Linked DNA regions of Homo sapiens: region 2 is linked to region 1. A link is a loop called in an ENCODE intact Hi-C map of the cell type or tissue named here. Cell type or tissue: PC-3. All regions are shown on one strand. Each heading gives the region's core, and the rest is flanking DNA. Links, peaks and the distances in the headings are about the cores only. Region 1 has its middle 29 kb from the start of LINC01101. Region 2 has its middle 55 kb from the start of LINC01101.

The links. Hi-C counts contacts between places; a loop is a spot of excess contacts. Peaks named below come from ENCODE experiments on the same cell type or tissue, not always from the same donor. Only the 100,000 strongest peaks of a DNase experiment are listed, where the experiment ranks them.
Region 2: it touches region 1 in a loop (6-fold over the local background); 3 of 110 quality-filtered maps call a loop at or near these places.

Annotation. Positions count from the first base shown.
Region 1 is chr2:120,429,902-120,444,877 of GRCh38, forward strand. No RefSeq gene overlaps it. Among named protein-coding and RNA genes, the nearest start is that of LINC01101, 29 kb to the right of the region's middle. RefSeq lists enhancers at 372-1,360, 12,214-12,839. In PC-3, for the core only: a CTCF peak has its summit at 7,497 (motif pointing left); DNase peaks (open chromatin) are centred at 6,600 and 7,490; H3K27ac peaks cover 615 bases.
Region 2 is chr2:120,514,040-120,529,015 of GRCh38, forward strand. No RefSeq gene overlaps it. Among named protein-coding and RNA genes, the nearest start is that of LINC01101, 55 kb to the left of the region's middle. In PC-3, for the core only: CTCF peaks have their summits at 7,374 (motif pointing left) and 11,403 (motif pointing left); a DNase peak (open chromatin) is centred at 7,372.

The DNA.
Region 1 (14,976 bases), core at 2,959-10,958:
CAGTCTCTGCTCAGGCCACCCAGGGCTCCTTGCTGTTCTTCAGTCAGCACGCCCCTGCACTCACTGTTCAAGACTCTGCTCACGTGAGCCTCCCCGGAGGCTCTCCTGTCACTTCGCTGCCTCCTGCCTCATCTCACTCTCTGTGATCACCTTGCTTGCCTTTTTTTCCATGGCAAGCATCACTCCTTGCAGTACATTTGCATTTGTTTGCCGTGGTTTTCAGTCTCCCCCAAGAGGGAAATCAGCAGGAAGACAGGGCTTTGTTTTTTTCTTTTTTTTTTCTATCTGAGCATCTATCATTGATCTGTGCACAGCTGTGCCCCCACAACCCAGTACACACAGCAGGACACATAGTAGGGCTGATTATAAATTGTCAAAGAAAGGAATCAGGAAGTTTTAGCTCCAAGAGTCATGCTTGTCTGTCCAAGGCCACGCAGTCAGCAAATGCCAGTGGGGTGCCCTTGGTCTGTCTGACTCCAGAGCCAGTGCACATTGATGCATTTCAGTTGCCCTTGAGGACTTCCAAATCTGACATTGGAGGAGAGAGTGTGCCCTTCTGGGATTCAGTCTGCCTGTCTGTGGCAGACTGGCATGATGCTCTCCAGCCTCTCCCAGTTGCCTCCTCTGGGATTCCTTACAGCAGATTGGCCGATGGCTGATCCCAACCTCCCAGACAGCAAGAAGGCAGAGGGGAGCTGCAGGGCTTTTCAGGAGGCCAGCCTGGGGCTGTCTAGACACCAGCCACTCCTGTGGACAGTGCAGCAGCAGCAATGGCAGAGCCGGGTGACTCTGATCAGAAGGGGTGACCTCCTCGGGGGCAGCACCCCAGGACTGACAGAGGAAGGCAAGTCAGGATATTGCCGAAGCCCGGTCCCCTCCCTCCTTTTAGGATGCCCTGGGGCATCCCCTGAGGCCCAGCAGCATGGGTCACAAACCCTGTCATGCAAAATTTCCCACTCCTAGGGTGTTGGGGGAGAGGGTGCCTGGACTGAGTTGTGGTCATGCTCACTTACTGCGGTGAAACACTTCCTCGCATGTGGGCACAGAGGCTGTCGAATATCCATCCCAGAGTCAGTGAATGACATTGCCAGAGGCTGCTGCAGGGGAGGTAATGGACTGTAGCCACTGAGGGGTCTGAGGGGCAGCCTAGCTGTGAGGGGTGTTTAGCCGCTTCCATGGAGCAGGTGGGGGCTGGGGCAGCCCCTGTGGTGGGATGTCAGTGGGGTCCAGACCAGGCTCTGGGTCAAAGCCATGTGAGGAGCTCTGGCACCAGAGTGTGGCTTGAGGGCAGTATCCAGCCTTCCCTCAGTAAAGCCTCGGCACCACAGGGACGGTGGTGGGAGTGTTGGATGAGGATCTCTGTGTCAGACCACGGCACACACATTTGCACCATCTATCCGATGACATGAAAGGCCTCACCAACCACGTCTGGGTGCAAGTGAAGGGAAATGTAGATGGAATTGGCAAGCAATCTGTTATAACTTGCATCACCGGGTAAGCAGTTTGGTGATCGGTATAGTGTATTTGGCAAATAAAAGGGAAAATATTTTAAAACTTTAGGTGGATATTATAATTTACGCAACAGTCCCAGGTGTTAAGCATTTTGAGTATTACACCTGCTGTAACTTAGCCTGTCCCTGTGGAGGCTGCATGGGCGGTGCCCAGGTCGCAGTGGTGCCCACAGAGTGCAGATCAGCCGGGGCTGCAGGCACTGCATCAGGGAACCCTGTGCCATTGTAACCCTGGGGCTTGGCAGTAGCTCAGGAGGCCTCTGGGAGCCTGTAGGTGGAATCATGAACCCCAATTCCCAGCACTGGGGTCTGGCAGAGAAAAACTGGCAGGCTGAGGCATCCTTGGTCAAATACCTTGGAGTACAGTCAAACCGAGGCCCAGGCTCCTTGTCCCGTCTCTGTGTCCAAGGTGTGGGTAGAGGCAGGGGACGGTCTGAACTTCTGAGGCAGAAAGCTCCCTCCCTGGACTCCTTCATGTCGGGGGCAGCCCAGCCTAAAATCCCCACCCCGAACTTTCAGCCTGCTGAGGGGCAGCTCTAAAGTCCCAAAGTCTTGGGGGAAATCCCAAGACTCGTGAACTTAGGAATGTGCCATCACCTTGTGGAGCCTCGGCTTCCTCATCGGTAAATGTGGTGACTCCCTAAATCATGGCGCCAACTGCTCAGGAGGGTTCTGAGAACCAGAGCCGAAAACCCTGCACAGGGCAGGAACTCCATCATGGCACAATTTTGTTTCAAACATCCGTTCACAGGTCTGCTGCCCTATCCTCACCCGTGGGAATGAGTGAAGTCCCTTCCAGTGGCTTCTCCCCTGCGTGTGATATAGTCTCAAGCTCTGACCCGGCCCCCAGGGCTCACCTCCTCTGCCCTGCACCCCTCTGAGCTCCCTTCCTCCCCCGGGCCCTGTCTGCGCTCCACTCCTCCCCGGGACGCCCCCGCCCCCACCCCCACAGGCTTGCTCTGCTGCAGCCACACAGGCCACCTCCTCATGGCGCTCAAGCCCGCCAGGCCACGCCGCCCCACGCCACCCCAGAGCCTTCACACCTGCTGTTCCCTCTGCCTGGAATGCCTGCCTCCTGGCTCTCCCTGAGGGCCGTCAGCCCTCCTCAGGCCTCTGCTGTGTGCCCCCCCGAGAGGACCTCACCAATAGCAAACATGTTGGGGGCTTGCTTGTGCCCCCACACCCAAATGTGTGCTCTGGCACAGGAGCGACCCTGCCTCACTCACTACCTGCCAGGGCCAGGAGGAGCAGAGCCAGCCCTCAGCAGGTGTCAAGGAAGTGAGAGGCTGGCCCTCTGATTGAGGAAGGAGTGGCTGGCTGCATCCAAGGGGGCAGTCGCAGGCACCCTGGCATGGCTGGGCAGGCCTGCAGCCCAGTGCTAGGCCGAGCGAGGAAGCTGGCACTTTGGCCGCGAGATCTGGAAGGAATGGAGGGAGGCTGGGTCTGCATGTGGGGCAGTGGCGGCTGTGAAGCTAGAAGTCTCAGGGTCGCCGCCAAATGCGGCAGGCCCCAAATGAGCACGCTGGGCTCATAAAGCTGGCGGCTGGCAGGGTGGTGTCCCCTTCACAGCCACAACTCTTCAAGAGCACTCGTGGCTCTGGCCTGCCTGGCCTGGCCACACAGCGCTTGCACCACAGCTCCAGGGCAGCGTCTGCCCTACTCCCTGATGGGGCCAGCCTGGAAGGAGGGCAGCCTGTGGGACCCGCAGTCAGGGGGTGGGTGGTGGTTGGGCCTGCAGTAGGGAGGGCGAGGCTTGGAGGACCTGGGGCTGGGACTTCCGATTGCTCTGCAGGTAGCCCTGCCCCTACCCCAGGGGACGTGCTGCCTTTCCAGGGGCACGCAGCCTGTGGCACCACCACGTTCTGCACAGCTGTCCCTAGGACCAAAGGCCCTGGGCACTTACAGCCGAGGGTACCACCTTCTGTGGTCACTGTGAACCGGACTCTGCAGCCTGACTTTGCCACATGGCCGAGGGTCTCCGCATCTCTGGCATAACCACCTCTCCCTTTTCCACTCTCCTCCCCTGCCCCTGTTGCCAAGGACTGAATAAAATGGGCAGGTTGTAGATGTCAAGGTTTCATGGAGACCTAAAGGCCCTCCAAAAACATAAGCAGGGGAGTAGGCCAGTGCTCACTGTCGTCCAGGACATGCAGGCCCTGAGAATAAAGGGGCCCGAGGTGGCACCGTGTCCCTGGGCCCCCAGTGACAACCAGGCATGTACCCCCAGAAGACAGGCCCACACTCTGGGCCTGAGGCTGCAGAGAGGCTGCGTGGGTCTCCTTGTGGGACACCTAGTGGGTGGCACAGTATCTCTTGGGCCCCCCAACAGTTGCCCTGCTTTGGGAGGGGGTTGGAAGGGGCTCTGGGGTCTGGACCCTGCCCTTGGACAATGTCCTCTGGATACTGCCTTTGGATTCTGTGTTGGACACTTACCTTCTACGGTGACCGCCGGCACAATCAACTGCCCCCAGTGGGCATACAGAGGCTTGGACAAAGGAAGGCTCCTGGTCACAAGTGGCAGGGCTAGGTCTGCCCAAAGCCAGGACTCTTTGAGCCTCCTTCAAGGTGGTTGAGCCCATGCCCCTCATTCTACGGAGCTCAAAAAGGAGACCCAGAGACCTGAATCACCTGCTCCAGGCCCTCTGCAAGAGAGGGCTGAGCCAGCCTGGCCACTGAAGCCTCCCAACCCATGGTGATGTCGCTGGGAGGGAAACCGAGACACCACTCTCTGATCTTACCCCATTCCTGGACCCGCTACATCCCTTCAAGGCAGCCAGTGCAGGCTTGGTTCTCACCCCCATTTTGCAGGTGAGGAAACTGGGGCCTAGAAAGGTAAAGTGACTTGTTCATGATCACACAGCAAGTCAACTGCCTCTGTTCCCAGGATGCTTTCTGTTTTGTGGCCATGGTTAAGAACAGGGCCTTTGGACAGAAACCTAAATCAGTAATCTTGACTCTGCAACCAACTAGCTCTGTAGACTTTGGCAAGTTGTTTGAAGTCAGTTTCTCCCTCTTTAAAATGGAAAAGGATGTTATAGGGTGGTGCTGGGGTCCTTAGCCTGGTACGTCTGCCTGGTACTTTGAAGCACCCCACAAGCAATGACCATTACCATTCCCCGGGAGCCAGCCAGGGCCAGGGTGGGCGCTGGGTCTGCCTGGCTCAATTCCCTCTCTGAATCCAGGCCCCCACTGGACAGAGGCTGCCCCGGGTCTGGAGCTCCTGGCGGAGGTGCACCGCCTGTCTCTCCCAGGAGCGGGAGCGCGCTGAGCCTCTCCGGGGGCCATGCCATTGTTTTCTTCTGCCCCAATCTGTTTTGAATAAACCACGTTTTCATCATCTTGAGCAGTAATCCCCAGCATGAGAGGAATATTGTGAAATGTCAGCCCTTTCTGGAGGAATCTCAGCAACATGTTTTTTAATGTTCAGCATCACATATGGGGACAATAAATACTGAAAATATGTGGAACAGAACAGAATGGAAGAGTGCTTGGCACTCGGCTCTGCTTCCTGCCGCCCTGAGTCTGATTTTTGCATCACAATAAATTAGCCAAGGGTAGGAGAGCCCCAGAGGCTCCCTCATGAGCCCCCTGACCCCAGGAACCAGGCTTTGAATTCCCGGGCTCCAGTCTCCGGGCCCATCCCCAGGTGTTCCCAGGAGAACTACATGCTGGTCCCTCACAGGCCATGCCCCACGGGTGTCACCTGCATCAGCGCTTGGCACACCTGCTAAGCCGAAGCCATCTCCCCGCCTGCAGATGCGGTGCTGAGACTCATGAAAGGGGCGCTGGCTGCTGGTCACAGAGCTGGGGCCAAGCCTGGCTGTGAGGACACAGCGCCTGGTGCTCTTTTCCGGTGAGGGCACAGGCTTCCAAACTGCCAGAGCTGGGAGGACCTCAATGATAAATTCACCTTGTCCATCCTCCTCATCCCAGAGGTGAGGAGGTGGAGGCTGGGGGAGGGAGGAACTCACGCAAGGTCACATAGCATGCTAGAGAGCCCATGTTTGAATCGAGTCTAGACCCTGATGAGATGCTTGACCTTGGACCAGGCATCCAAGCTCTCTAAGCCTCAGTCTCCTTATCTGCAAAATGGGGATGATACTCACCCTTCAGAGCTCCTGGGAGGATGAGGGGAACCACCCACAAGAGGCTCCCAGAACTGAGCTTGTGGCAGGAAGGTCAGCTTCTCTTCCTTCCCCACCTGCATTCTTGTCTGCAGCACGGGATATGAATATTTGCCCTGCCTGCCCTGTGGAAAAGCAGTTGAGGGAAGGGGATGTTCCTCATCAGTGATAAAGCAGTGGCCTACCTGTACATTTGCATCAGCATCATGGCCGGCTCTCCAAGGTGTCCGGGCCCTGGGCAGTTGGCGTCAGCCAGCTGGACAGGCTGACCAGAAAGCACAAATGACCCCAGGGAGGGCCGGCAAGGAGGGCAGGCGAGCTTCTGCTGCTGACTGCATCCAGCCCAGTGGACAGAAGGTCACTCTGGGAGCGTGTGTTCTGCCTTTTAAAGATGCAGAAGTTCAGGTTCAGAGAGGGGAAGCCACTCACCTGTGACTGTCCAGAGGGAGTACCAACCCCACAGGCAAAACCCAGGCATCCCCAGAGGCCAGGCCTCCCGCACTGGGGTGTCTTGGCCACCCAGTGGTTCTTCCCTGCTGGCTTATGCTCTGCAGGCACCTGGGAGGCTGCCCTGCTGCCCACCTCCCTCCATCGTCTGTTCCATGCTGGTCACCATCTCCTTGGGTCTCTCCAAGAATGCATGCGCTAGCTGACAGAGGGGCAGGTCCCAGCCAAGAGAGGACTTGGGTCAGTCTCGACTCTGGCCCTTGCTGTTGGGTGGCTGTGGATCAGTCATTTTACCACTCAGCTTCTCTTTTTCTTTTCTGCAAGGTGAGGGTAACTCTCCTGCCCAGGACTGTTGGGGCTTAGGACTGATTTATAGGACATCCCTGGCAGCTAGTAGGTGCTCAATAAATGAGTCACTGCTGCTTTCTGGGATGAGTCTTCAGGCTTTTCTTCCTAATCTGCACCGGTTTCCATCTGTGCAGGGCCTGTTTTGACCTTGTCTCAAGCTCCCCAGGGTGCCCCCACAGCACAATTTTGGTTCCAGCACCCCCCTCTGCCCCGCCCCTCCCCTGCAGCAGCTGGTTCTCCAAGGCCTTACATATAAGTGAGTCATCTGTTTTGGTCTGGGTCCTGTTGGGGACACTGCCTCTCTCAATCCCTGGCCAAGTGACCTGGCTCTTCCCCAGCAAATCATGAGAAGCACTCACCTACCCACCCCTCCAGCCAGCCACCCACCCCTCTGCTGGTCCCCTCCTCTGCTCCGTTTCTCCAGCCATTCCTGTGTTTGGGCTTTCACATCCCCCTTTACTTCTCTTCTTCACTGATTCATTCACCTCCTGGGCCAGCACAGGGCCTGGCACATAATAGGTGCCCAGTAAAAATGTGTCCACCGATTAGTCCCTCAGCCATGTGTTTGCCCCTTTCCCAATCTTTCATTCAGCAAACCTTTATTGACCTGCCTCCCGACTGCTCAGGGAATTTTTGGGACTGGATCTTGGCAGGGGGAGTCCCATGAAAATGGCCAGAAGAGGAGAGGAGGAGTCCCAGGGCTGGGGGAAGGCAGCAGGGGAGGTGGTTTGAGGTGCTGGCCAGGAGTGGAGGAAGCGCTCAGCCTCTCAGGGAAGCTCAGCTGGGCAGGGCTGGGATGAGCCTGGGAGGGGCAGAGTGGAGCTTCGGCTTGTTTCGGATTAGGAACTCCTGACCCTAGGATGAGTGGGGTAGATGGGGCTACAAAGAGAGAGAGATAAAAGAGCAGGAGAAGGGGCTGGGGGATACCCAGGCGGAGGAGGCCTGGTGTTCAGGTGCCCACAAGGGGCCAGCATGAGTAAGGAGAGAAGCCCAACATCCTCTCTTCTAGGACAGAATCCAAGGTTTGCTCAGTAGTTGAGGAGAGAGGGCCTTAAAGGGGAGCCACCTGGTGGCAGCATACCCAAATTACCGACTAAGCCCTCAGATGAAATGGTATCTGGAGTGGGAGGTGTCATCCCTGCCACACCTGGGCAGTGCTGAGCAGCTGGACTTCCTCTGAAAGCCTGAAGGGACAGTGTCCACACAGCCCTCCCTGCTCTTATCTGTGTTACCCCGGAGGCCTGAGGCAGTGACTGGTGATGGCTATGTTCACAGGGCTCCTGTATAGCCCTGAAGCGTCTGTCTGGCCCTGAAATCTTCCCCATACTACAAAATGACTACCCTTCAATCCCCCACACACAGAGCTCCTGGAAACCAGGCCAAGGAGCCCGGGGACGTGGGTGGGACAGAGTGATGGGGAAATCATGCCAGGGAGGGCGTGCCGGGTTGTAAACGCTTCCACCCTGGATCCCCATTGGGTGGATCCCTCGGAAAGGGCTATCCCCCACCACATACTGAAGGATAGCAGGAAGGCAGGTGGCCCCAGTGTGGGGTAGGGTCCCCTTGGCCAGGGTAGGAACTCTGACGAGTCAGAACCCAAACCCGATCAAGCCCACTGCTGTCCACGGCCCCCTAGAAATTGTGACTGTGACTTCCTTCCAATCAGCATGGCTTCTGGGCTGGGTCTCTGGACAGGCCTTGAGGACATGGGATCCCATCCGGCCAGGCCACAGAGGAGAGCGAGACCCTGCAAAGCTGCATGGTCAGTCCAGGCCACGCAAACTCTTGGATCTCCACTTTTTGGCTCAGCTGCCCCCAAAGTCATCCTTGGCTCTATTTGCTCTCTAAGCCTCAGCAGTAATATTAATAAGGATAATGATAGCAATGGCTCCCTGGGTTCTGGGCTCTATTCTAAACTCTTACCCCATTCAGATTCATTTCATCCTCACAACCACCCCAGCAGGCAGGAGCTACTGTAAATCCCATTTTACAGGTTGAGAAGTGGAGGTAATTTGCCTGGGTTGCACGCTGTTGCTACGTGCCGGCGCTCCACACCCAGCCCTCTTAAACATGGTGTGGCTGGCAGTGGGGGGTGGGAGCCAGGTGGTGACCCCAGTTGCATTCTCAAACAGTGGCTTTATTTCACAGGGTGAAAGGCAGGGCACTGGGTGGTAAGACAGCCTGGAGGATGATGAAATGTCATTGGGAGCCTTGGGCCTCGGGGTCTGGCTCCACTTTGGTCCAGTGGTCCAGGAGCAGTGTGGAGTGGGTCCTGCAGGCCCAGGATGGGGCCACCCAGGGGCTTTAAAGCGGGTGGCTCTATGCCCTGGTGACCACCCAGTCCCTCTGCCCTGCTCAGAGCCTTCCTCTCCTGGGAAATTTAACAGACAGCTGGGCTTCTGCCCAGTCCCTCCAACCCAACAGTCTTCACTCTGGCTCGCCCACACCTCTCAGGAGGCCCCTTGTGACGTGGTGTTTTCACACGTGATCTCATCAGCGCCCAGACCCAGCCTGGAGACCTGCGTTCCCTCTGCCTTGGCCCCCTTCCTGGGGGCCCCTCCAGCCTCTCTCATCTCCCAGCCCTAGGGCCCCTCTTCACGGTCCTTCAGGCCTGTAGAATTATGTCCTGATTCCTTGCCATTCAAAGCCTGCTGTGGTCAGGCCCCAGCCAACTGCATCTCTCCCTGTTTCCACCAAACCAGTGGCAAGACAACCCTGAACCCCCTCCCCTAGCGCCCTGCCAGAGCCAATGCTGTTCCCATTACCCAGAAATTCTCCTTGCTCCATCCCCCACCTTAACTCACTGACACCCTGCCCATCCCTTGAGATCCATTCCAAATGCCCCCTCCTCCAGGAAGCCTTCCTTCACTGAGGATTCTGAACCTCTGCTACATCTTTTTAGCTTTCCCAAAGCCTCCCTCATCCTTCAGTAGTTTCTTGAGAAAGAGTATATGGGAGGTAAATTTTTGAGAAGTTTTATGACCCACATTTTTATTCTACCCTTATGCTTGATTAATTTACCTGCATACAAAATTTCAAAATTTTGCTCCACTGTCTTTAAGCAACCATTGTCCAGTGCTACTCTTTTGCCTGATCCTTCATAGGCAAAGTAATTTTTTTAAAAATCTCTGTACATGTCTCCAATTTAGGAGCTTTTTTGGGGTTCTGGCCGGCTTTTTGGACTTCCTGTTTTTCTATAAACCTCGGTTTCAGCTTTCTCCACAGGGCTAAAGAAACGACCCTTCTCCTATCTGCATTCAAGCTTCTGAAATTTTACTGATGCCTCCTCTATCATACTCTTTGTCTTAGCAGATTTTCACCTTTAAACATCTCTTTACTGTCATGCCAGGGTGTCTCAGGAGTAGGCAGGGATAAATTCGTGTGCCCCATTAGCCCTATTTGAGAAGTCCCTTGGGAGCTAGCTTTGAAGTGCCTCCTGGCTACAAAGGCTTGGCGCTTTGCTCCCAGGCACCCGGGCTGCCCTCTTGAGTCACCTATGTAGGGCCCTGGTCTACGTGGTGAACGTCCCTAACCAGGAGCAACTACAACAAATCAATGAGGGCCTGTTTGTGGGTCTGCCGTGACGTAAGCGACGTGCTTGTTTAAGTGAGGCCCTCCACAACCTGCATCATAGCCGTTCTTATGGTGAAATGTTGACTGAGGCTGGATCCCAGTACTCAGGGAAAGACAAAAGTCTCAGGCCTGGATGGGTAGGGAATCACTTTGCAATAGGGGAGGAAGGGCTTGTCCACACAAAAGAACGATTCCAATGGACAGTGGATGCAGAAACACGGCCCTACCCTGTTGTTTGTCAGTAGTAGCCCACGGTCATAGGGGTGTCGAAGGCCTTACTTCTCTTCCTATGCCCTGCCCTGCTCTAAACCCAGCGGGCAGAGGGCAGTCCGCTGCACCCAGAGTCCCTGAGGCAGCTCTATTCCCGGGCAGCTGTTAAGCCACTGAGTGTCTGTTGCGCATTAACTACTATTACTGTTGCACATGGTGTGACGGACATCAGGGAACTCCAGGAGTTTCATGCCAGGAGTGCAGAGAGGGTTGGAGTAGTGGAGCAGTGCGTCAATCAGACAATCAAAGAGGGAAGGCAAGGAGGAAGGGGAGAGAAGAAGAGTTATTGCGGCCCCACTTATATTTGGGGTAGCCATATAATTTGTAATCCAAAGCGGGACATGTTTGAGAGTGTGGGGCACTATGAATAATAATGCAGGACCCCAGGCGTAACCTGGGCGGTCCCAGGCAAGCTGGGCTGTAGTATGGACTCCCTCCCACTTCAGTACAAGATCTCACTGAAGCCCTAAAACAGTCCTATAATTGGATGGCATTGTCTCCTCATGAGGGGACAGTCTCTCCGAGAGCACAGGCTCCCTGGTTCTGGGCTGTGTGTGAGTGAGGTTATGTGTGTGAGGTCATGAAGCCGGAGCTGGCACTGGATCTCAGGTTGGTATGATTCTGTCTTTTCAGCCTAAAACCTGCCTGTTCAGAGACGAGGTTGTTTGACGGGCTAGGTTAGGGGGTCAGGGCCTAATGGAAATAGGGGACTGGAAAGATTGGGAAGATTTTCCAGGCAGCTCAGGTACCCAGCGAGCCTGGGGGTTAGTTCCAGGTCCAGGCTCCTTAGGGCCACAGGAAACCTCGAGGCCATGGCCTGCCTGTGCTGGTGGGATCGAGTCAGCAAATCCACATCCCCCTGACCCAGCCATGCTCTTGGGCCCCATCAGAGAGGCCCCACGGGATTTTCCCCACTGTCTTTTCACACCTACATAAATCTGTGCACATGGTCACAACACAGAGAGTTAGGCCAACACAAGCTATACAGGTGCAATCCACTTGAAATGTGGATGTCTGCAACTTCACAGATATGACAAGAATACGCACGCGCAGACGTCAACATGCTCCATACACACACCCAGTAACCCTTACTTCGGCTTCATGTGCAATGTGTGCATAGGGGCCTCGGGCGGAGACTTTCAACAGTTACCATGTGCCTCACCCCCATGACACTCCCAACCTCTCTCCTGGGAACCCCTGCCCCCCTCTCGAAGGGTGGCAGCTTTGGGGCCCAGCCTTTATGCAAATGCCAAGCCACAGCTCACTCCATCTTTTCTCTCCTCTCTAATTGACTGTTTTCCCTCCTTGCTGGGACTGCGGGAGCCCCGGGTCGGCATTCAGAAGGGCTCTCCCCCCACTGCCCGGCCCCTCCAACCCGAGCTCCCGGCCCTTTTAATCTAGTTACTTTTCCATCAACACACTGGGAGAAAGACACAAAGGGGCATAATCGTATCTGTGGCTGTTGATGTTCAATTAACCACATAACCTTTAGGCGCTCTCTCTCTCTCTCTCTCTCTCTCTCTCTCCCCCCCCTCCCTCTCTCTCTCTCTCTTTCTTCCCCCCTCTCACCTCACCCCGCTTCTTCAACCCAGCTGCCCCTCTGGTCCTGACACTGGCTCAGAAGCCCTCCAACACCCCATACCAAAGACCTGGCCTCCTGGCCCCTGGGAGATGCCCCACCTTTTAGGGAAGGTAAGCCATCAACCCCAATTCCAGCTGCACTCCCCATCTGACCCCTGCCTGCCCTTGCCCTGCCGGCCCCTTCTGCCACCCCTCCGTCCCTCTCCAGGCCTGGAGGGAGGGGTGCCTCTGGGAGCGGGCACCCCGCAAAACTCCGCTTTCTGGACCTTGTCTGGGGCCAGCAGCTGTCATTTGCCGGGCGTTCCGCTTTCTCCACTGTACCATGCTAATTTTTCGAGGGACAATTTTTTGACAATGAGTCCTCCAGCCCGAACAGAAACCCTTTATGGGGCCGGCCCCAGGGAGGCCGCGGCGCTGCCAAGGCAAACAAAGGCTCATTGCTGCCGCGGAACATGCCTGCGCCTTTCAGGGCCGGGTTCGCAGAGCGCGCCGCCTCCAGCCCGCGCCGAGGTAACACCTGGTCCGCCAACTCCTGGCGCCTAATCAAGATATCAATCACGGCGCGGGGGCAGGGGGGCGCACGGGCCCCGAAGGCTCCAGAACCCGGCAAGTGCAGGTAGCCGGCCGCCTGGCCGGCCAGGGCTGCTTGGCAGGGAGCGCCGGGATCTGGGGGGAAAGAAATCAAGCCCCGAAGCTGAAGGCTTAATTAGGCTGATATCATCCCGCACAAATGTTCCTCCGAGAGGAAGGCTTCTGGGCACCAAAATTATTTTGTGATTAAAAGCGAAAAGGAAGGAGAAATGATTCGGCCTTTGGAGGAGTTCGGAGGGCTGGGGGTGGCAGCAGGAGGCTGGGGCGCAGCGCAGCGCCAGGGGCGCGGGACCCAGCCAAGCTCCCCACTCTGCCCCCACTGGGACAGAGAGGCGCAAGAGTCCACCAACCCCTGCCACTTGTGGCCTTTCCTGACTGCCCAGGGCTTCCAACAATGTAGAAGAGTGACAGTAAATGTCCAGGTCCCTGCATATAGGTGTTTCTTTAATCTGCACACCAGGCCGGAAAGGCCATGCACGTCGTCGTCATCCCATTTCGTAGATGGGGAAAATTAGCTCGGAGAGGTGACATCTTGCCCGAAGTCCCACGGCTGGTCAGTGGCAAGTGGACAGTGGCAACTGCGCCTGGAAAACGCCGTCCGTGGCGCGGTCGCGGCGCCAGGGGCATGCCTGACAGCCACCTTCTCTCCCGTGACCGCCGGGCTCCGCATCAGGGCGAGCCACTCGGCTCGGGAGAGCAGGAAACTGGGGAGGGCCGAGCCTCCGGCCACGCCTTGTCAGCCCCGGAGCCTCCACCAATCCCGGGCCCGGAAAGACCAGGCCCACTGCCGGCCCCGCCCAGCACCTGCGCAGGTAGCGCGCGCAGGCGAACCGCAGGCCCGGGCTTCTGGGGCCTCACGCTGCGCGGAGAGGCTGCCCAGCAGTTGCTAGGCAGTCCTGGGCCAGGTCGTGGTTCCGCCACTTACTCGCTGTGCGACCTCTTGTGCCTCACTGTAACATGGGACAACGGTAGTCCCAACCTCATGGTGCTCTTTGAGGATGGAATGAGCTCCTGCAAGTCAAGCTCAGCCCAGGGCTGGCCGTGGATATGCTCAGAAAACTCCACATGCGGGCCTGCATCCGCCAGCAGGCCCCGGTGCGCCACACTGACATGCTCCCGCAAGGTTGATAAGGGGCTGTGCGCGAGCTTCTCCAGTGCCGCCTGTGCCCTCCGCCATGTTAGTTTTCTCCTGGGACACGCCCCCAGCCTCCCAGGATCTGGCACTGAAGGGGCCCAACGGGAGACCCTCTGCCTGACCCAGCCTATGGAGGCATCCATCCTGAGCGGTTGGTGCCCATGGTGTACTGTTTGTTAAATATTTTGAATACTATTCTCGATCATCTATGTAATAAAATATTTTGCTGTTGGCAAAGACACATATACAGTCTCAGGACCCTAAATCTAGGCAGTGTCCTATTCAATCAACCCATCATTCATTCATGACGTAAGCCACACATTTAGAAAGCTTTTCATTATTGATTCATTGAATCACTGATTTCTGAGCATATTCACTCATAGACTCAGTTATTAATTATGTGACAGTCACTCCACCCACATACGTAAATCCTTTCCCATGGGTCTGTGTGCACCAAGTGGGCCTTGGGCGGTCTCTCCTTTGAGAACCCCACTGTCTCCTGTGGGAGATGGAATGTGTGCCCATCTCTAAACCAAGAGCAAATGGGTAATTACCAGGAGAGAAGATGGTGTTCAATGAGAGGTGTCAGGCACAAGGAGCAGCAACTGACCTGAGCTTGAAGGATGGACAGGACAGGGGCACTGGGGTGGGGGACTTTTGTCGGCTTTTAAGCAGGGCAGGACAGATGGTCGGATCTGCATTTTAGCCAGAGCTGAGCTGCCTTGCCTCGGTGCCCACTGGTGAAAGCACATGGGCTTTGGGGCAAAATGGTATTCTAGTTTGATTCTCTAATTAACCTGCTGGGGAGGGGTTGGGCACTCAGGCAAGTTACTGAGCATCTCAGAGTCTCAGGTGTCTCCACTCTAAAAACAGGGACAACAAACTTATTTCTTCCAGTTGTTGTGACTTTCTGTGAGCAAACTCAGCACCAAAAACAGGGCATGAAGTAGGTACTTTGTCACATGATGAGTGTCCAGTAAAAGGCTGTTATTGCTCCAAGAGTAATGGGACAAGAGAACAGAGGCTGGCATCAAGAGATGTCCAATCAGCAGATTGGATGCAGCAAAGAAATGAGACTGCAGTGAGTGAGCTTTTGGGATGAGGAGGAAGGGAATGGCATTCCCTGGAACAAGGACGTGTTAGGACAGACAGGTTTATATAGTGTGTTAATTTGCTGTGGCAAATTACTTCAACATGTAGTGGCTGAAAGCAACAATCAACATTTTATATGACTCCCAGTTTCTGTGGGTTAGAAATTTCGAAGCAGCTTAGCTGTGTAGTCCTGGCTCGGGGTCTCTCATGGGGTTAAATCAGGATGTTGGCCAGGGCTGTGGTCACCTGAAAGCTTGACCGAGGCTGGAAGGTCCGCTTCTGAGATGGTGCACTCACATGGCTC
Region 2 (14,976 bases), core at 3,697-11,696, 85 kb after region 1:
CTACCCCTGTACCCCCACCCCTAACCCTTTTCCTGCCTGGCCACCCTGCATCTCCAGCTGCGACGTTATGAACCCTTCAGCCATGCTGTTAGCCAGCTCCTACTGTTTGACATCTTTGCTTCATCAGCATCTCCTCCAGGAAGCCCTCTTGGATTTGTCCCATTTTTTCCCTCATGCTGTGGTGACCTCTGTCATCACCAGATCATACTACATGGTTCTTTTTGTTAATTGGTCTGTCTGCCACAGAAGTGTGGCATCCTGAAGGCAGGGCCGGGCCTGATTCTTCTTGGTGCTCCCTGCACCCTACTCACGGCCTGGCACACAGTAGGTACTTGGCGTTTGTTAGATGCAGAGCCAAGGGCTCACTGTGATCACTCATTCTCTCCCTGAACACTGCCTATGACAGAGTGCTCCCTGCTTTGCAAACCCCTTCAATGTGCACAATTGTTAGAAGATTCTTCCTGTAATGGCTTGAAGTATCCTAGTCCCAGCTCTGCCCTCTGGAGTATTTTCCCAGGCAGCCGTGATTCCTCAAACAAGCTCAGCTGAGCCCCCGTGCTCCTAACACCAAGTCCTCTGGAACCCAGCGCTCTTCTCTAGGCTGCTCAGGATGGAGTGGCCCCCATGCGGGAAGGGGAGGAGCAGTCGTGAGCCTAGTGCCTGGGCCATCACCTGCTTCAAGCATCCCTCCTTCTCCAGGGTCAACAAAGTCCTGCACTTGAGGAGCCCTCATCTAGCAGGGGACAAGTGGAACAAGTAAATGCACAGAAAAGCAGAGCGTGGCATGGCCGGCCTGCTGCCTATCGCTGTCTGTTCCCCTCAGTGTGCAGTTGCCTCTATTCCTGAGGCCTTTTCCTTGAAGGCTTCTGCTGAGCCAGCTGCCCCCTCCCTGGCTGCCCTCGTCCCTAGCACCCCTCCTCTGCAGATCCTTCTCCCCAGCTCTCCCTCCTCCCCCATTCCCCCTCTTCTTTCACTCTCCCTTTTCCCTCACTCACCCTCCTCCCCAGTTCATTCCTCCTTAGCTCATAGTCCTCCCTGGCACCACCTTCTTCCCAGGTCCCCGCTTTCCAAATTTCCTTCCTCCTCTCCAATTCCCCTTCTGCCCCACCTTCTCCTCCTCTCCAGCTCACCCTCCTTCTCAGTTCTCCCCACCTGCTCCCTCTTCTCCTTGGCTTTTCCTCATCTCCACTCTCCCTCCTCCCTGACTCTCCCTCCTCCCTGACTCTCCCTCCTCCCTGATTCTCCCTCCACCTGGACTCTCCCTCCTCCTGGACTCTCCTTCCTCCCTGACTCTCCCTGACTCTCTCTCCTCCCTGACTCTCCCTTCTCCTGGACTCTCCCTCCTTTCTGACTCTCCCTCCCCTCTGACTCTCCTTCCTCTCTGACTCTCCCTCCTCTCTGACTCTCCTTCCTCTCTGACTCTCCCTCCTCCTGGACTCTCCCTCCTCCCTGGCTCTCCCTGACTCTCTCCTCCCTGACTCTCCTTTCTCCTGGACTCTCCCTCCTCCCTGACTCTCTCTCCTCCCTGACTCTCCCTCCTGCCTGATTCTCCCTCCTCCCTGATTCTCCCTCCACCTGGACTCTCCCTCCTCCCTGACTCTCCCTCCTCCTGGACTCTCCCTCCTCCCTGACTCTCCCTGACTCTCTCTCCTCCCTGACTCTCCCTTCTCCTGGACTCTCCCTCTTTTCTGACTCTCCCTCCCCTCTGACTCTCCTTCCTCTCTGACTCTCCCTCCTCTCTGACTCTTCTTCCTCTCTGACTCTCCCTCCTCCTGGACTCTCCCTCCTCCCTGGCTCTCCCTGACTCTCTCCTCCCTGACTCTCCTTTCTCCTGGACTCTCCCTCCTCTCTGACTCTCCCTCTTCCTGGACTCTCCCTCCTCCCTGACTCTCCTGATCTGCCCTGAATCTCCCTCTGGTCAGTGTCCTCCCAACCCTGTTGTTGGGCCCTGCACTGCCGAGGCTCAAAATGTAAATGATCACCTTGTATTAGGAATGATGTGACTTTGACACTCAAAGTCTCTGTGCCTCAGTTTTCCTTATCTACAAAGTTAGAATAATGACAGCACTTGCGTAATAGGATTGTTGTAAGGATTAGACTAGGGAATATATGCAAAGAGTTTAGAACAATGCCTGACACTCAATACATGTCTTAGCTATATTAGCATTTTCCAAAATTGCCTAATTCATTTTCTTATGTATTTTGTAATTGTTTGCTTCCCCCAGAACCTTACTTTCCCTGGCCTGGAAGGGCAAGATCCCCCTTGGGTACCCCTATTCCCACTGTATAAACAGGACCTAGAATGTGCAAGGCACATATTAGGTGTCCATTGGATATCAGTTGAATAAAGGATTGAACAAAAGCCTGAAAATGATTCCTTCCTGGCCTTCTCCAGGCTCTTGAGAGTCTCAGATGCAGCAACAGGAGCTGCTGTTTCACACACAATTCCAGGAAAAGCTCTGCTGGATTTCCATTCAAATTCTGCCTCCACTCCCTCCTAGCCACGTGGCCTTCGGCAGGTCACTTAGCCTGTCTAAGCCCCTCAAATGTAAAACAAAAATATAAAACTGCCCTAATCTCATGGAGTGGTTGTGAGGATTACGTGAAAGTAAGTTTATCAAAAGCCTGATAATTTTTGTCTTCTGCTGAGTAGTTCTTTCTGTCATCTGAACAATTGATAAGTGGATTCTCTAAGTCCTTATTGGATGCATTGATGATAATACTCTGGGGCAGGAGTAGATCACAGGAACCAAGCCTGCAGCCACTCTGCTGGACACCTCAGCCGGGCTGACTTGGGGCCAGTGGTCATTCCCGTTTGAATACAATCATTTAACCAGTTCAAAGTCCAATGACCTGTTCTAATGTCCCCTCAGCATTTCCCCACTTCCTCCACAAGCCCAGTGGAGCCTAGGAATGATCCAGGTGGATGGTATCACGGATCCAGTACCTCTAACATGAGAAATTCTTGCAAATGCTTGCTTAAAATAGATATACTTTCTGTTGGCTGCTGCCCCTGACCTCTGAAGCTCATATGTTCACCGCGAGAGGAAAAGGGGAGTTTGTTGCGGTCTATTCTCAGAAGAAACACATTCCTTCCAAATTCTTTCCAAATCCTTCTCCAAATTTTAGAAGAGAATGTAGTGGGCTTATGGGGGAAGGAGAAGAAAAGTAGTGGTTTCTTTTTCCAGCTCTCTTGGAAAGCCACATCTCATGTGAGTCTCACATGCAGTATTTATTATCCCATTTCACAGATGGGGGAAGGCAGGCTCAGGGACTCATACAAGGTCACACAATCCAGAAAGATTCTCTCCCAGCTCCATCTAGTTCCAAACCCTTTTCTCTTTCCCCAGTACCATGCTGCCTCCCACCAGCTGTAGTTACTTAAAATGTGCTTGCTTCCTGTCTGGGGGATGATCAATTTGGTTGTGTATCCAGGCTCCAGCTCTCCAGGATTCCTCCAAGGTTTTTGATGGAGGGGCTGAGTTCACATCCACAAATTCCCCTGGTATCCTGGGAGGTCATTTGTCTGGGCCAAGAAGCTGGAGCTCATTTGAGGCCACCCTGTGCTCTTCAACCCTCCCCTCCCTATCCTGTGGCTGCACTTCCCTCTTTGCGATATGGAGGCGGCACACCTGCACTGGACGACCCTTCTTTTGACTGCCACAGGGAGCCACAGCCCTCTCTGCTCTGAGTCCCCACCATGTGAAAATTACTAAGTCTTCAACATGCTGTTACTCATAGGAGCAATGGCCAGTACATGAGAAAGGCCTCATTTCAAATAAATAATGGCCACCGTTGACAATGGAAGTATAAACATGACCCAATACATGAATTGCTCATCATTGTCCCTGTTAATAGACACTCATCTTTACTGTGCACACAGGTGGTCTAAGGCTGATGCTCACAAGAGGACAACGAGTAACATTAGCTGGGAGGGGCCAGTGAGTGCTGAGGTCAGCTAAACTGCAAATCAAGGGAGAGAGGCTGGCATTCCCTCAACCCCAAACCCATATAACAGGGTGACTGGGTCAACTTAATTGGGTTGCTCAGGAGAGCAGCAATCAGGAAGTGTGGGCTATGCTCACATCCTGGGTGGGAGAATGCTTTCTCTGTTTAGTTCAAAACAGATGGGTCCTTGGGAGACAGATACACACATGCCCACTCACACACACACACATGCGAACACACACCCATGCACACACGCATGTACTCATGACACTACACATGTGTGCACATGAGAACACATGGATATGCATGTGTTTGCACACACACCTGTGTGAGGTCCACTCGGATTTTTCAAAGGACCCCATCCAGTTCTGTGTTTCCTTACACTTTATCGCCCAGTATTGATGTCTCTTATAGCCAGAAGAGGTCTCAGGAATCGACCAGTTCAACCCTCTTCTTTAGTGTTTTATTGGCAATAAAATGAGGCCATGAGAGGGGCGGCGACCCTCCCAAATGACATATGACGAGTTGAAAATGCTGAGTGGTCCCTGGGTCTCCACACCTGCAGCCCAGAGCCTCGCGTGGATGCCCTCAGGTTGCTAGTGTGTCCTGGCTCCAGGCTGCAGCCTGTCTGTGAGGGGGAAGAGAGGTCTGCAGAAGAAGGTCATGAAATGGTGAATAGTGGCAGGAGAAGTTCCTGAGAAGCTGCTGGAGGCATAGACACTGAGCTGGACAGTTTCTATCCACAGTCTTCTTTAAAACTCCAACAACCCTATGAGAGGAAAGCCACCATTAATTTACAGATGGGGAAACTGAGTCTTGCAGAAGCTAAGGCTCTTGCCCAAGGTCAGAACTGTTCAGCAGCAGAGCTTGGTGGGGATTTGGGGTGTACTCAGATCTGCTTCAATCTTTCTGCTGCACCTGGGGATGGCCCCGAGGCCAATAACATCCCTGAGGCAGAGCGGCCCCTTGGGCAGCCTTTCACCCTGCACACAGAAGTGGGTGTGAGCCCCAGCATGGTCATCTGCCTTCAGGCCCAAGCATCTTCTCTCCAAGTCCCTTCCATCTTGGCAGTGCTTCTTCCCAAGGCCAAGCCCACGCAAACCCAGCGATGGCTCTCCTTGCCTTGTTCCTGGCCATTCAAGAGCCTTCTGAAAGCCCAGCTCTCCTATCCTCAGCCAGTTGACGGTATCTACTGAGTTCAGAAGCATCCAGGCACTGTACTTCCCATGTGACTGTGGTCTCGTGGCTGTTCTGAGCTTAGTGCCCCTATCTACTAAGTGGACACAGTAATACCTACCTTGTAGGTCTTCAGGGAGAGCAAACGAGGCCACATCAGCAAGCAGGAGCTCTGCCCACAAACCCTCCTTCCCTCTCCTCCTTCATTCTCCCCAGTGGGAGCTGGAGTGGTCAGAGCCACTGACCCTGCACTGGGGTCAGAAGAGGGCCTGCCGCCTGTCAGGACCCTGCTGGGGGTTCTCAGGGCTCCCTGAGGATTGAGGCTCCCTCCTGTGCCCCCTCCTTTCCCTGTGCCTGGAGCAGCCTTTCTGACCGCCTTTGACCAGGTGTGCCCTCCTGTCCTCATGGCTCAGATCAAGTGCACCTCCTGCAGGGAGTGCCCTGAACCTGCTGAGTTAGGCCCCCTCCACAGGGCTCTCCCCGCCCCAAAAGAGTCATCCTCTTCATCGGAGCTGTCACTGTCTGGGTCCCCCTCCACTGTGAGCCCCTGGGGAACACAGGCTAGGCCTGGTGAACCCCTGGGGCTCAGGTAAGGTCTTCCAGATGAGTGCATGGAGTACTGAGGCCTGGAATAAAGTGAGTCCTGGGCACGTGTTGGCTAGAAGCCTGAATGGTGCTGGTATGCATGTGGGAACGAATGACGCTTCCAGAAAACAGGGGTGGGAAATGCCCCAAAGAAGTAAACACGCACCTCATCTTCACTCTGGTTTTACCCAGGACCATTCCATTTACCACAGCAAGGGGTAACAATAGTGGATGCCTATACTCTACTGCTTCCTACATACAGGACGCTGCACAAAGCACTTCGTACAGAACCCATGAAGTCCTCACAACGCCGTTATGACAGAGGTGGGAGAGCGTCAGCTTGGGCTGCCATAACCAGATACCACAGGCTGGGGGCTTTGACAGCAGAGGTTTACTTTCTCACGGCTCTGGAGGCTGGCAGTCCGGGATCCGGGCACTAGCATGGTGGGCTTCTGGTGAGGCCACCATCTCTAGGCTCACATGGCCTCTCCTTGGTGTGCTCAGAAAGGGAGGACAGAGCAAGCTCTCTGGTGTCTCTTCTTCTCATTCCAAGCCAGGTGTGGTGGCGTGCACCTGCAGTGCCAGCCACTCAGGAGGCTAAGGTGAGAGGGATCGCTTGAGCCCAGGAGTATGAGGCTGCAGTGAACTATGATTGTGCCACTGAACTCTAACCTGGGTGATGAAGTGAGACCCTATCTCTAAAAAAAAAAAATTTAAAATTTAAAAAGTTGTAATTCCATCATCAGGGCCTTACCCTAATAACCTCATCTAAACCCAATCATCTCCCAAAGACCCCATCTCCAAACACCATCACATTGGATGTGAAGCCTTCAACCTATGAATTAGAAGGGGACACAATTCAATCTGGAACAGTCATAAATGGTATTGGTCAGTACGGGCTGGGTTGTGCTGTGGTGACAAAAAATCTCAGTGGTTTAAGACAACAGAGATTTGTTTCTCGCGTGTGCTGCGTGAGTGGTGCAGGCTGACAGGGGGCTTGTGCTTTTCACCAACGTTTCATGGTTGCCATGGAGGTGGTGGGTGGAAGGGGGAGTGGTGAAGATGTAACAAATCACTTATATTTCATTGGCTACAAAAAAGTCACAACACCATGGGTAAGTTCAAAGTAGATTAGGAAATGAAATTAATTTTGTGACTGTTCCAAGTATGCTTAAAAGATTATGTTTCTTTAAAAAAAAAAAAAGGCAGAGAAGTGTGATCTTGCCATGTGCCCAGAGGAGAAGCAGAATATTTGTGAACAGCCCAAATATCTCATATGCAATTTTATCCCCATTTTACAGATAGATAAACTGAGTCACAGAGAAGTTAAGAAAGTTTTCCTAAGGCCACTCAGGTAGTAAGTGGTGGAGCCGGGATTGCCTCCAGGAAGCCTAGTGGCAGAGTTTGCACCCTGCCTGCCACTCTGGGTGATGCCAGCAAGGCAGCTACCAGTGCTCTCCAAGGCCCTCCAAGGCCAGGCCATTTTCCATGGGCTCAAAGAGAAGGCTCAGGAGAATGGCATATTCAGGCACCACCTACCCCATCAGTTTCTTCAATCTCATCCCCGACCCTGGAGCTGCGGCTGTCACCCAGAGCAACGTGGAAAGTGTATAGTCTATCAAACTGGATTAAACGGCATTGAAGACAAGGCCCTGACTCCACAGCTCCCCCTACAGCCAGTCAGTGGCACCGCAGCACTGAAGCACCTGGAGTGTTCCCTGACAGTCTCAAATTCGAAGGCAATCCCTTCTGTTCCCACAGGTACCCCCACAGTCCTCAGCACATGCGTTTCACTTCTTAACACAGAAAACACTGTGGTTCAAATCCATGGTCCTTTAGAACCACCATGTTCTTTTCTCCATACGCACCGGGAATGAACCCACTGGCAAATCCAAATAAACAGGAAGGGCTGGGCCCTGGCTGCTGGGGCATCTCTGCCCCCTCCACCTGCCCCTTGCAGCTTGGGGTTGCTGCCCCCAGCACACTGCTGGTCTTCTTGGTAGCTTCTTCTTAAGTATGGGTACCTCAGTGCTCAAGTCCCGCCTGGTCACCTCTCTGTTGGCATCTCCAGGACCCAAGGAGTCTCCTGATGTAAGTGACTTGAATTTCAAGCGTGCATAGAGTTAGACTGAAGAGCACTGCATAAAGAAGAGCCCCTCGTCAAGATGTAAATTGCTTCCTAGGCTCACTGCTCAACAGGGGACTGGATGGGATGCGAGTGAGGCTTCTGGCCACTTCTCTTTAAGTCTGTGCCTGGCCAATCTGGGAGCCTAGTCTGGAATGGATGGGCAGATGGACGGATGGATGGATGGCGGTGGTGTAATCCTATGCAGGTACCTACCATGCCTTTTCAGGACTATGAGCTCATCGCATCCTGGCACATGTTAGATCAGTAAATGCTTCTTGAGTGAATGAATGAGACCTCACCATTGAGGGAGGTTCTTGAAAGTTCCCCAACTCCGATCACAGCCTCCACCGAGTGCGTGACTCCTCCTGACTGAAGGGAATGTGCTGTACCCGGCGTTATTTACCGCAGCTCTGCACGTGAGGCGCAGCGGAAGCGCATGGGAGTCGCGGAGAGCGTCTTTTGGACAGCTTATCTCTTGGCAAGATTAAGCCGGCTCTCCGGCTCTCCACAGAGGGGCCCGTATTGCAGGCCTGCGGGGAGGGCTGGGCCCGCCGAGTTTGCACCTTTTTACCCGGCATCTGTCCCTGGGATCAGGAGAGCCGGGAGGCTGGATTAGATGGGTCAGCGCCCTGATTGACAGTGACACTTCCTCCCGTGCCCCCGCCTGCCCCCCGGCCTCTCCCGCTGTTCCTCTCCTGCCTCACCCGGGCCCCATCCTGTTCCCGAGAGCGGGTGATGCCTTCTAATCTCCTTACCAGGAAATTATTTTCCTGGGTGTGAAATCCCTGTCCGAGGGGGAGGGCGGCAGATCAGTGCTGCCCTGGCCTCCAGGCTGACCGCAAGGCTGTCTCCTGGAGACATCTGGCATGGCAGCGGGCACAGTCACAATGTTAGAGATGGGCAAAGCCTGGGCACTTCTACCCCCAAATGTGACCCTGACCTCTGGGGTGGGGTGTCCCCAAACTGCTCCCTCCTGTCTCCATTCAAGGGAGTTTTAGAAAAGGATCCACGTCTGCCCGTTGGTGACTGTTCCCTCCAAGAACAAGCAGCATGGGGCTGGGGCTGGGGCTGGGCAGAGCCTGGCCTTGGTGGGGGTGAGGACTGGGACCCATTCTTGGCCCTGCACCAACTACTGTGTGATTCTGGCTATATCCCAACCTCTGGGACCTCAGTTTCCCTCTGACTTAACCATAAACAGACTCTGAGGGCAGGGGTGGGCTCTTCTACACCTCACGTCCCGCAGTATCCAAGCATGTAACATTGCAGAGAAAATGGCTGGGGGAGCAGAGGAGCAGCCACCCCTTACTACATTCCCCAAAGGGGCTCAGGTCACCCCAATGGGATGTTTTGAATGAACATGTCACTCTGATCATTACTGAGATCATGAAGAAAAGCCTTAAAGGAAGCAGCCTGAACACCAGGGCCAGTCCCTGTGATTCACAGCATAAGAGATCTGTGCCTAGACCAAGAGATGAGCTGATAAGGAGGAGGAGGGATCAGCTTTTGAATGTGCTTGCTTGCGCCCCACCAGGCAAGACCCTCCACTGAATGACGGGGGCTGAGGAGGCAGCACAGGGCACCAGTGAGGCCATTTATTGGCTGTGTGACCTTGCACTATTTACTTAACTTCTCTGTGCCTCAGTTTCCTTCCTTATAAAATGGAGGTAATAACAATATCTACTCATTGAGAATTTCAGTCCATTAATATATGTAAAATTTTTAGAATGGTCCCTGGGGCAAAATAAGCAATTTGTTATGATAATACCACTATTATTATGCTTACTGTAGAGAAGCGCTTAACACACTTTTACTGTAAACCTGTTGGGAGTTTAATTGTGTCCCCGCAAAAGAGAGGTGAAAGTCCTAGACCCTGGTACATGTGATCGTGACCTTACTTGGAGATGGGATCTTTGCAGATGCAATCCAGTAACTATGAGTAGATCTTCCTGGAGTAGGGTAGGCTCTGTGCTATGTGACTGTGTCCTTGGAAGAGAAGAGACAAGAGACACACGCACAGGGAGAAGTCCATGAGACGACAGGGGCGGAGGTGGGAGTGATGTCACTATAGACCATGGAGCACCAAGGACTGGCGGCCACACCAGGAGTTAGGGAGATTCAGGGTGACTTCCACCCAGTCTCAGAGGAGGCAGGCCCTGCGGCCAGCTTCATCTTGGACTTGTGGCCTCCAGAACTGTGAGACAGACATTTGTTTGAAGCCACTCTGTTTGTGGCACTTTGTTACAGGAGCCTAGGAAACTAATATGATAACCAAACAAATGACTACAGGCTGGGAAGGAAGTCCCCAGCAAATGGTAGCTGCTCATTTAGGGCTGGCGGATCCATGCTGTGGGAGGTGGAGGATGTGAAGAAGCCAGACTCGAAGAGGGCTGAGCATCTGCTCCCTGCTCCCGGGTCTGGCTGTGGGCTCCAATGTGGCTCACAGGGACCCACGGGGCTGGCCAGCCTGTGGAAAGCACTGCTTCTGCTTTCTGATGTGCATGTCTGACCTCGAGGCCATGGGTCAGCCATCAAAGGTGAAGAGGGTGCGGGCACGGAGTCTTGCTGACAGAGTCAAGGGTCTCCAGATCAGCAACACCTCCAAGAGGATGCAGCTGCCTTTGAACCAAGCATTCTGGACAGACAGAAAACAGGCCCTGGGGCAGGGTCTCCTCCCTCCTTGAGCCTCCGTCCCCCTCGCTAAGGCCCCCCTTACAGAAGACTGTGCCCACTCTCACACCTACTTGGTCCAAACACCTTGAATCTTAGCAAGAGCCCTGGAGAAGTATTTCGGAAGCCCTGTGAGGGGGTGCTGAGACCCCGGGTTAGAAGGAGCATCCCCGTGTGCTCCCCGGGTTTGGAGTGGGGCATTTACACAGTGTAACTTCCTTAACCTTCACAGCCGACTTGATAGGAGGGCACCACTATGCCTATGTTACAAATGTGGAAACTGAGGTTCACTGGATTAAGTAACTTGTCCAAAGGCACAAACTAAGCCAAGGTCAGAGTTAGGCTTTGACCCTGGTTCCCTCTGACCTCACAGCCTGAGCCCTCTACCTGCTGTTTCCCTTTTTAAGGAGAAAAATTTCCCTTCTGGCTCTTCCGATTCCATTTACTTACCTTGAAACCCCTTTCTCTTCCCAGTAGTTAGGGATGCCAGTGCCATTAATAATTCTTTGTAGGTGCAATTCTGAGTCCCTTCCCAAACCAGTCAATATTTTCCCCCAGGGCCCTTGAAATGTCAGGCTCTACAGAAAGAGCAGACGCAGAAATTGGGGAAGGCAGGAAAAATCCTGGGGTGTGAATCCTACACTTGGCTCAGCCATTAACTTTTTCCAGAACCCTAGGCAGGAGACAGGAACTTCCTGTGCTTTCGATGTCCTGTGTATGAGTTACCTGTTGGAAGTGACAAACTGCCCCAAACTTGGTGACTGAAAAACAGATTTGCTCAGGACTCTTGCCAGCCCCGTTTATTCAGTCATCTGGAGGCCTTCTAGAGGTCCGCGATGGCCTCTTGCTGGCATCCAGCCAAGGCTGCCAGAGGGCAAGCCCCGGCTCATCAGCCCTCTGCTGGCCTCACCTCGGCTAATGCCAAGCAAGTCACATGGCCAAGTCCAGGGTCAACGTGGGAGGGTCACAGGGCATGTATACCAGGAAGTGGGATTGATTGGGGGCATTTATGTAACAATCTGCCGCTTCCTGTATGTCTCAAATTAAACATTCTAAAATGCAGAAAAACATTCCTAGATCAAGTCGTTTTGCTGTCATTGTCTCTGCGTGAAATAACATTCATGTAGGGCTTTACGATTGACAAAGAAACCACTTTTGACATAATGATGCTGTTTAATGTATCCACCTACCCTCTGAGAGAGAGGTCATTTTGTAAATTGGAGAAGCGAGATTTGGAAAAGTTAAAGCAACTTGTACAGGCACAGGTTAACAAGTGGGGTGGGGGCAGGACCCAGGCCAGACAGCATCTGAAGCCCATTTACCCTTCCCACGTGGACGCATCTGTCCCTCTGAGTTACTGTCGTCCCTGGACCCTGCCAGAGCAGGGCTCAGCACGGGCTGAGGCCCTCTCCCCTGGCAAAGGGGCTGCCTTAGGAAGAACCCAGAGCCATGTGTGGTTATCCAATCGTTGTGAAGTCTGGGAGAGAGGTGAGATGGGCATCTCACGTCGGAGAACCAGCTTTGCTGCCCCACCCAGGGGCCATTCCCATGGGAAGGGCACAGCTGCAGCGACTCACACACCCACTGTCTGATGAGTCTCCACGAGAAATGGCTCAGGACCTGTGGAAGGAGAGGGTCCCGGAGGTTAGGCTGGGGCCCCCGGGGAAGGCTGAAAAAGCTGCGATTCCTCAGCTGCAGCAGCCAAGTTGAATGGCCTGGTGCCCTTGTTTCCCTGCTGAGTGTGGTTCCACAGCACCGGAGCAAGCTGCGACTGTGCCGTCACCAGCCTCAGAAAGTCCCTCTCTGGACCAAGGGCTGCTTCCTACTATAGACTTGGGCTTCCGTCTCATCCAGGGTCTCATTTGGGACGCGTTGTTCCTTCTGGCAGTGACGCCATCACCTGCTTCTAGAAGGGAACCTGCCCATTCATGTGGGCGGGCAGCTGCTGAAGAGGGAAGATTCATTGTTTAGGACCATTTGCATAAGTAACGTGTGCTGCCTGCAGGAGGAAAAAGAGGCTACTCTGCGCTCCTGGGCTACTTCTCAGAGTAGATTCCAGCACATCTTCCTTTCCAGATTGACTTCAGGTCACACATACATATGAACACAGATGACACACTGGAGTGAGGCCCCAGGCACACATCTGATGTACAGGCGTCCATCTGTGGAGCGAGCCCACACAACATACAGTGACACTTTACACGGGTGTGTATATGTGTACCTTAACATGAAATCTGTATATAAGCACCACGTATGTGCATACTCTATGTAAGTGTGGTTAGACACACGCACCTGGTATTTATGTGCCATTTCTATAACTAGGCAGGTCAGCTCTGGACACGCGCACCTGTGTGCACTATGTCTGCACCCACACCCGCATAGCATGTGTTTGCATATGCTGTAGGAGCATCTGTCTATAAACACACATTGTAAGTCCTGTATGTATGTTGTGTATGTACTCATAAATATGCAGTCTGTTTACTCTAAATTCCTTATAAACGCACACAGCACACGGGCATGGGCACCTGAATGCCTGCGTGTGTGTGCACGTGGACACTGATGCGCCCATTCCTGTCTTTTGGAGTCAGTTGTTGCCTGGGCTAGCCCTGCCTCGGCCCCAGGTTCCACCTTTGTGTTTGTAAACAGTTCTGGCGCCGTCCCTCCATCACAGCTTAATAGATATTGTGCCTGAGCTCTTCTAATCCTCCCATGATTCAATCCCCTAATCACAGAGCCTGATCTCTTGGAATATCTGCTTGGAAAGGAGAGGGGATGTGGCTGGTCTCATGGCTGTTGGAAAGAAGGGACTCATTCCTCCCTTGTCCCGCCCAGATGCTGTGGGGCTCTCCAGGTGTGACTGAGCTTGGGACCAGGGCACACTGAGCCTGCCGCTGGCTCTGAGAGAGGGCTCTAAGGGCCAGGCCTGGATCTCCATGACACCTGGCACCTCCTCCAGGAAGCCCCTCACCCCGCTCTCCCTGGCACTGCTCTGACTGGACCTAGCACTCCACTGCACTGAAGTCTCTTGGGTCTCCTTGTCTGTCACCTAGCAGCTGTCTCTGATGTGCAGGCTGGGGGTGGTGGGTGGGGGTACAATGCCTCTTCTCTACTCCTCAGGTCCTGTGAGGAGGGATTCCTGCCAAGCACCCCCAGCCTCCTGCCCCAGCTCCCACCTCTTACCCCAGAGCGGGAGGAGCGCCCGGGGAACACACACTCAGCAAGCGGCTGCGCTCCTCAGAGCTGCTGGTGCCTGGGGATGAGTCCTGGGTGGGCCGTGTCCCGTTGCTGCCCCTCACCAAACCACAACCTCCACTCCAGCCTCTTCCTGTCAAAACTGGTGTTGTTATCTCCATCTGCCAGGATTTTAACCTCCCAATTAGTTCCAAAGTTGAGTTGAAACAATGTTTTTTGTTTTTGTTAATTCAGTCTACTCTAACCCCAAATTATTGAAGCCCGTTGTGTTCCAGTCACCACACATGACACAGGAGACCCCTGACAGTGAAGCAGACATAGTCCCTGTCCTCATGGAATGCAGGGTCATGTGGGGAGGAGAACAGCAGGCAAAGCAAGCCACACCCGATGTGTAATTACACTGTGGCAAGGGCTTGGAAGGAAAGGGAGAGGCTACTGAGACAGAAGAACGGTCTGGGCAAGGAAGGGTCCAGATAGAGCAGTCAATGAAGACCTCTCCTGGGAGAAACAGGACAGATGAGAGTCAGTCTTGCAAAAAACTAGAACAGGGAGTGCTGGGGTGGCGGAAAAGGCAAGTGCAAAGGCCGTGGGGTGGAGTGTGGCCGGCACGTGGTGAGGGAAGGAAGAGGGGCAAAAGCCGAGGCTGGAAAGGGAGGCAGGCTCATCCATCCATGGAAGCAAAGTGGGTTCTGTCTGAAGGGGGCTGGGAAGCCTTGGAAGGTTTTGGGGTGGGCAATGGGCAGTCACGTGATTCTTGAGTTTAAAGAGCACTCTGGCAGCCCTGAGGTCAGAGAGGAAGTGGGCTGCAGGGAGAGGATGAACTCTGTGCTTTCCATGAGCACTGCCTGGCAGCCACTGAGCTGGCCTAGACCTCCATCCTCTCAAATCAGCCCTGCAGAGTGGCGGCGCTGCTGCTGCCTGCCCCCAGCCCACAGGCGAAGGCAGTGCTAGAGAACAGGGCCAGCCGTGCTGCTATTCAGACAAGAGAAACACCACCGGCAGCAACAGGCATTTTCTCCTTCAGTCCTCACACCCTCTAGCAGGGGACACTATTTGTATCTCCATTTGTCAAACACGAAGCTGAAGCCCAGGGAAGTTAGGTGACTTACCCAAGGTCACACAGGCCTTGGAGTACCAGGCATGAACCACAGCTGGCCACCACCCACACAGCTGGAGAGATTGGGATGCCTGTCCTCGCTCTTCCCGAAGGGCTGTATTTTGTCCATGGTGAAGATGCTCTCCTTTCATGCCTCACCAAGCTTGTTCAAACATTCGTAAAA